Regions from separate parts of the Homo sapiens genome. Here region 1 is linked to region 2. The links are chromatin contacts, found by Hi-C in ENCODE. All regions are on one chromosome and are shown on one strand. The core of a region is the stretch at or near the end of the contact, and the rest is flanking DNA. Distances in the headings are between cores, read along the strand shown.

What was found. Hi-C counts contacts between places; a loop is a spot of excess contacts on that map. Pooled maps may share reads with other maps.
Region 1: a loop to region 2 is called in a map of CD14-positive monocyte, with 5 times the contacts of the local background. The contact joins two enhancer-like sites. A Hi-C loop is called at or near these places in 6 of 168 maps with a recorded cell type or tissue (CD14-positive monocyte, CD4-positive, alpha-beta T cell, CD8-positive, alpha-beta T cell and 3 more), 1 of 37 single-sample maps with no recorded cell type and 8 of 50 pooled maps.

What each region holds. Positions count from the first base shown.
Region 1 is chr9:89,280,943-89,284,276 of GRCh38, reverse strand. LOC105376136 (a long non-coding RNA gene) reads left to right here. Exons shown (of 3, transcript XR_930101.4): 3 at 1-3,334. Among named protein-coding and RNA genes, the nearest start is that of CKS2, 29 kb to the left of the region's middle. RefSeq lists an enhancer at 1,708-2,226. Within about 2 kb of position 1,841, at least 3 of the 41 ENCODE cell types and tissues checked have a DNase peak (open chromatin) inside an H3K27ac peak, as active enhancers do.
Region 2 is chr9:87,957,826-87,961,258 of GRCh38, reverse strand. No RefSeq gene overlaps it. Among named protein-coding and RNA genes, the nearest start is that of CDK20, 15 kb to the left of the region's middle. Within about 2 kb of position 1,264, at least 3 of the 41 ENCODE cell types and tissues checked have a DNase peak (open chromatin) inside an H3K27ac peak, as active enhancers do.

The sequences.
Region 1 (3,334 bases), core at 592-3,091, 1.3 Mb before region 2:
AAAAGGCAGACTTGAGGCCTAGCCTCTTAATGTCCATGTGAAAGCAAGAGGCCAGGTGAAGTTTTTGGAGAGGAGTGACTTGAGTACTATTTTATATGAAATGTTTACTCGGGAGACAGGTTTTTTTTCCCACGAGATGAGGTGAGGAAGGCGCTTTTGTATGAACTGAATTTCAAATCCTCAGGGCTCATGGATATTTTTCCATGGAAAAGGAGGTTGAGAAGGGAGTTCCCCATGGGTGCTACCAGGATGAAAATTTGCCTAGATGTCTTTAGCTGGGGAGAGGGAGTCTGAGAGTTAGTTACGCCCTGTGTGTGTGTGTGTGTGTGTGTGTGTGTGTGTGTGTGTGTATGTATGTGATGGAGTCTCACTCTTTGTCCAGGCTGGAGTGCAGCAGCGCAATCTCAGCTCACTGCAACCTCTGCCTCCTGGGTTCAAGTGATTCTCCCGCCTCAGCTTCCCAAGTAGCTGAGATTACAGGTGCCTGCCACAACACCCAGCTAATTTTTGTACTTTTAGTAGAGACAGGGTTTTGCTATATTGGCCAGGCTGGTCTCAAACTCCTGATGTCAAGTGGTCCACCTGCCTTGGCCTCCCAAACTGCTGGTGTGTCCGGAATTGGTGGGTTCTTGGTCTCACTGACTTCAAGAATGAAGCTGTGGACCCTCGTGGTGAGTGTTACAGCTCTTAAGGTGGCACGTCTGGAGTTTGTTCCTTCTGATGTTCGGATGTGTTCGGAGTTTGTTCCTTCTGGTGGGTTCGTGGTCTCGCTGGCTCAGGAGTGAAGCTGCAGACCTTCCAGGTGAGTGTTAACAGCTCTTAAGGCGGCACGTCTGGAGTTGTTCGTTCCTCCCGGTGGGCTCGTGGTCTCGCTGGCTTCAGGAGTGAAGCTGCAGACCTTGGCGGTGAGTGTTACAGCTCATAAAAGCAGTGTGGACCCAAAGAGTGAGCAGTAGCAAGATTTATTGCAAAGAGCGAAAGAACAAAGCTTCCACAGTGTGGAAGGGGACCCAAGTGGTTTGCTACTGCTGGCTCCCGCAGCCTGCTTTTATTCTCTTATCTGGCCCCACCCACATCCTGCTGATTGGTAGAGCCCAGTGGTCTGTTTTGACAGGGCACTGATTGGTGCGTTTACAATCCCTGAGCTAGACACAAAGGTTCTCCACCTCCCCACCGGATTAGCTAGATATAGAGTGTGGACACAAAGGGTCTCCAAGGCCCCACCAGAGTAGCTAGATACAGAGTGTCGATTGGTGCGTTCACAAACCCTGAGCTAGACACAGGGTGCTGATTGGTGTGTTTACAAACCTTGAGCTAGGTACAGAGTGCCGATTGGTGTATTTACAATCCCTGAGCTAGACAAAAGGTTCGCCACGTCCCCACCAGACTCAACCCAGCTGGCTTCACCCACTGGATCGCGCACTGGGGCTGCAGGTGAAGCTGCCTGCCAGTCCTGCGCCCTGCGCCCGCTCTCCTCAGCCCTTGGGTGGTCGATGGGACTGGGTGCCGTGGAGCAGGGGGCGGCACTTATCGGGGAGACTCGGGCCCCACAGGAGCCCATGGAGGGGGTGGGAGGCTCAGGCATGGCGGGCTGCAGGTCCGGAGCCCTGCCCCGCGGGAAGGCAGCTAAGGCCCGGTGAGAAATCGAGCGCAGCGCCGGTGGGCTGGCACTGCTGGGGACGCAGTACACCCTCCGCAGCCGCTGGCCCGGGTGCTAAGCCCCTCATTGCCCAGGGCCGGCAGGGGCGGCCGGCAGCTGCGAGTGCAGGGCCCGCCAAGACCACGCCCACCCGGAACTCCAGCTGGCCTGTGGCGCGCAGCCCCAGTTCCCACCCGCGCCTCTCCCTCCACACCTCCCTGCAAGCTGAGGGAGCGGGCTCCGGCCTTGGCCAGCCCAGAAAGGGACTCCCACAGTGCAGCAGTGGGCTGAAGTGCTCCTCAAGTGCCGCCAAAGTGGGAGCCCAGGCAGAAGAGGCGCCCAGAGCGAGAGAGGGCTGTGAGGACTGCCAGCACACTGTCACCTCTCACTGGGATTACAGGCGTGAGCCACTGCGCCTGATCAGTTATGCTGTAAAGATTGAGAAAGTCTTGACCTGTTTCATACTGCTATAACAAAATACCTGACACTGGGAAATCTATAAAGAACAGAAATTTATTGCAGTTCTGGAGGCTGGGGCATCCAAGATCAAGGCACCAGCATCTGATGAGAGCCTTGCTGCGTTCTCACGTGGCAGAAGATAGAAGGGCAAAAGGGCAAAAACTCTCCTCACATTGCAGAAGAGCAGAATAGAGAGAACGCACTTCTGCAAGTCCTTTTTAGAACCACATTAATCTGTTCATGAGGGCAGAGCCCTCATGACCTAAGCACCTCCCATTTAGGCTTCACCCGTCAACACTGCTGCACTGGGATTAATTTTCCAACTCCTGAATTTTGGCGGACACATTCACACCATAGCAAACGATCATGAAGCCTCAACCCTAGTATGTGCCAGAACCACCCAAAGGATTTGTTACAAATGCAGGTTCCTGGGGACCGCCCCCGAGGGATTCTGATTTAACAGAACCTGAAAACCCGCATTCTTAATAAGCACCCCATGTGATTTCGGGTTGTGGATGTTCACTGGATCACACTTTGAGAAATGTCATGACTGTGACTTTAACAGACTTAAGGTTTGTCCTCAAGATTTTGTCTTGCAAACCTTTTGTTAGCCTTGGAATATAGTCAACAGCGATCGAGAAGGGAAATGAGGAGATCCACAGGTTCCCTCTCCAACATTAATGTCCATGTCAACTAGTAAAGCTTTGCATACTGCCCCTGAACTCTTTGCCCTGATGCTGGTTCTTCCTGATTTCTGAGGACAGATGGAAATCCTGACAAAAGTGAGAATGAGGACTGGAAACAGCAGATAGGATGATATGCATTCCTGGTCACTACTTGTTGTCCTCCACAGCCCTTGGCCTCAGTGCTAGCTGTCTTCCTGCCAACAGGATGATACAACCAACAAGTAGAAATGCTTGCGTGGCCTCTAATGAATTTTCAACAACATGATACAGATCAAAAGCTCTTCTGTACACTGATCATGTGGGTGAGTTCAGATTACACGTGGTTGCATTTTAATTCACTAAATTGAAAATTACATTTTATCTTTTGAAATATTTGTTCCCTTCAGTGAGTCATTCTAATAAATGTAACCTGAAGGCCAACCGATCCTTTCCTAATTTAGACGACTTAGAAGGTTTAGCCAATGTTGTTAATGTACTTCTTTTGAGGCAGTGTTCCCTCCAAGTTCAAGGAGAAATGAAGAAAAATATATCTTTTGAAAATAAGGTCTGG
Region 2 (3,433 bases), core at 15-2,514:
GGCAGAGCCCATTTACCCTATGAACCAAGATTCCTATTATGCCCTGGGTAATGGAAAAAGCTTACTGTAAAACTGGATCAGCAACAGAAACCTTCTTACTACAATGGAAATGGTATTTACAGAATCAACTCACATTTAGTCCTACTGGAGTGTAACATTCCATGAGAAAATAGCCACATACCCTGCCACTGAGGTCAACTTGCCAAAATCCTGAAAATGCCTCTGCCTCTTGCTTAGTGGGGACTGGAGGGAGGATGGTCAGCAATCTCAAAACAAGAGAACCAATGGCCTCTCATTACTGATGAGGGAGCACAGGGCATAAGGAATTCAGACCAAGGAGAGCTACAGCCTTTAACCCCATTCAGACACTCATTCCATATGTGCATTACTCCTAGCAATAGATACGCCATTTTCCCAAGGTTTCTATCTTCATGAACTCTTGGTTAATGGCTAATGAGCTAACTACTTGGTTGGGACTTTGGCAATATCAGAGCTGGAAAATACAAGGCCAAGATATTCAGGGTAAAAAGATGTAGGGAAAATAATCATTATGAGACAGTATAGGAAAGAGACTTGGTCTTTGTAGACCGAGGCTCATGGGGCTCACATGTCCAGGCATATTCCCTCCCCTACCTTCTTGCCTCCCTTAACAAGCTGACCTAAGTCACATAGCAGAAGGGAAGCCTCTCCTAACTTAGCTGATCAGGCTGAATTCTTAACCACAAATAGAAGAAACTGTTTATTGCCTTAAGTGATGTCTCCCAAGGTTGCTAAAAGCCGGACTCTAGCATTCCTGATAAGAACCTGACCATATTCCAAGTTTACTAAAACAAAACTCTGGCATTCCCTATGAGAATTGGACCAGATCCAGTTGGCTGAAGACAAGATGGACTTCAGCACTGACCTTTCACTGAGTTTTCCTCATAATCTCACTGTAATACGAAAATCTCTGCCCAAATTGGGGCTTATCTACCATTTTCTAATTATGCAATGTATGTTAGGGCATGACACCCCACTGTACAGGCACAAAGAAAACTGCCTAAACAGGCTTCTGACAGAGCAGGAACATCACCATCTTGGACAAGCACCACCATTTTAAAATTCCCCTTGATCAGAAACCACCTAAATCCAAAGGGCATCAGCTAAGGTCAGCATGACCATAAATCACAAATGACATCTCCAACCAGAAACATTCCAACCCCTAAGATAAACCCCTCCCCAACCAGACACATGCCAGCCCCGAGATAACCTCCCCTCCAGCTGGAGACATTCCAAACCCCGCAATAAACTTCTCCTCCACACAGAAACATTCCAAGCCTGTGATAAGCTATCTTGCCCTAAAACACTTAAATACTCTTAGTCTGTAAGAGAGAGTGCTCCTGACTGAAATCGGCCAGAAACCCCTCTCAGGTTCATTCTCCAAAATAAACCTGTCTTTGACTGTTGAGCCACTTTTTGTGTTTCTTTCCTCTTTCTTTAACTCTCACAGCTTCTATGTCATTCCTTTCTCTGCCTCAGCTTCCTTAAAATGACAAGAGCTGAGCCCTTTTTGGCTGTAGCACTGGGGTCCTTTTCCTGGGCACTGCTCCCTTGCTTTGATTGAGCTCAAGCCCATTAAAACTTGCCTGAGAAAAATTACTGTTTGGCCTGGTATTAATTTGTATTTACTCGAGAGCCAAGATGCTGCACTAACACTTACAGTGGCTCCCATTCTGCCTACCTTGATGCACCGTACCTTGGCTCATACCAGACAAGACATGGAAGAGGCATGACACAACACCAAAGCTGATGAACTAACCATAGCATACCAGCAGATAAGCCTCTTGAAGGAGGCAGAGTCCTAGAGCTTTGGGATGAGCTACCCTATCCCATGCAAGGGCATGTAAGAGGAGAGGTCAGGGCATTTGGGCATCATGGGGTTACAAAAATGAATTATTATTTTTTATTTTTCTTTGAGATGGAGTCTTGCAGTGTCACCTAGGCTGAAGTGCAGTGGTGCAATATCGGCTCACTGCAACCTCTGCCTCCTGGGTTGAAGCAATTCTTGTGCCTCAGCCTGCCAAGTAGCTGGGACTACAGGCACGTGCCACCACACCTGGCTAATTTTAGTATTTTTAGTAGAGACGAGGGTTTCACCATGTTGCCCAGGCTGGTCTAGAACTCCTGACCTCAAGTGATCCACCCGCCTCTGCCTCCCAAAGTGCTGGGATTACAGGCGTGAGTCACCATGCCCGGTCAAAAAGGAATTATTAACAGAGGAGTCAACCCAGCAGAGACACATTTATGCAAGGTTATTAGGGACTGTACCATGCTAGAAATTTAGATACTGGGTTCACTGCCTGGGAGGAGAAATTCACAGGAAGGCCATTATCAGAACTGGCAAATCAACTTCAAAGGGCCTCCCCCTACAGTGACAGGAGCCAATGAATATGCTAAGGGATATCTACACAGGCCATCCATTTGCTTACCCATGTGAGGCAGGAACCTCTACTAATGTCACAATGGGTTACCAAAACAGCTTTTACAGCCTTTGGGTGTGCCACAAGTTACACAGTCAGATCAAGGCTCTTCTTGTACCACAAAGCAAATGCAACGATGGGTATTACAAAGTAACATTACAAAGTAACAGCAGTGGGTATCATAGAAAGATATAATGAGCTTTTAAAACGGGGGCTACTGAAACGATGTAGATGACAATGGTGACCTGAGTCATCAAAATGCTGCCTCTAGCCAGGGATGGTGGCTCACGCCTGTAATACTGGCGCTTTGGGAGGCAAGGTGGGTGGATTGCTTGAGCTCATGAGTTCAAGACCTGCCTGGGCAACATGATGAAACCTCGTCTCTAGTAAACATACAAAAATTAGGCATGGTGGCATGAGGTCTAGTTACTCAGGAGGCTTAGGTGGGAGGATGGCTTGAGCCCAGGAGGCAGAGGTTGCACTGAGCTGAGATTGCACCACTGTACTCCAGCCTGGGTGACAGAGCGTGACCCTGTCTCAAAAAACAAAAACAAAAAAAGCCAAGATGGTGTCCCAAGTCCTAATTACATTATATGAACTCTGCACCCCCTAGGGCATAACTACACAATATTTAAATTCACAACCAATGAGGGACTATCAACAAGAAAGGCTGCGACCTCTGCCCGTGACCACACTGGCCACAACGTAATTACAGTTTTCAGGTACACAGAAGCACTGATATGGCTGCACATGGCCAAGAAACCACTCGACACTTTTACCTTCCCCTTCTCCCTCATAGAAAACCCACAGCCTAACCACATCCCCCTTGATCCTGCCGCCCACATACATATAATACATATGTGTGTGTATACACATGTATATATGTATCTATTCATGGTGTGTATGTGTGTGTGTGTGTAAAGGAGAGGCTGGGCCGGGCACAGTGGCTCACGCCTGTAATCCCAGCATTTTGG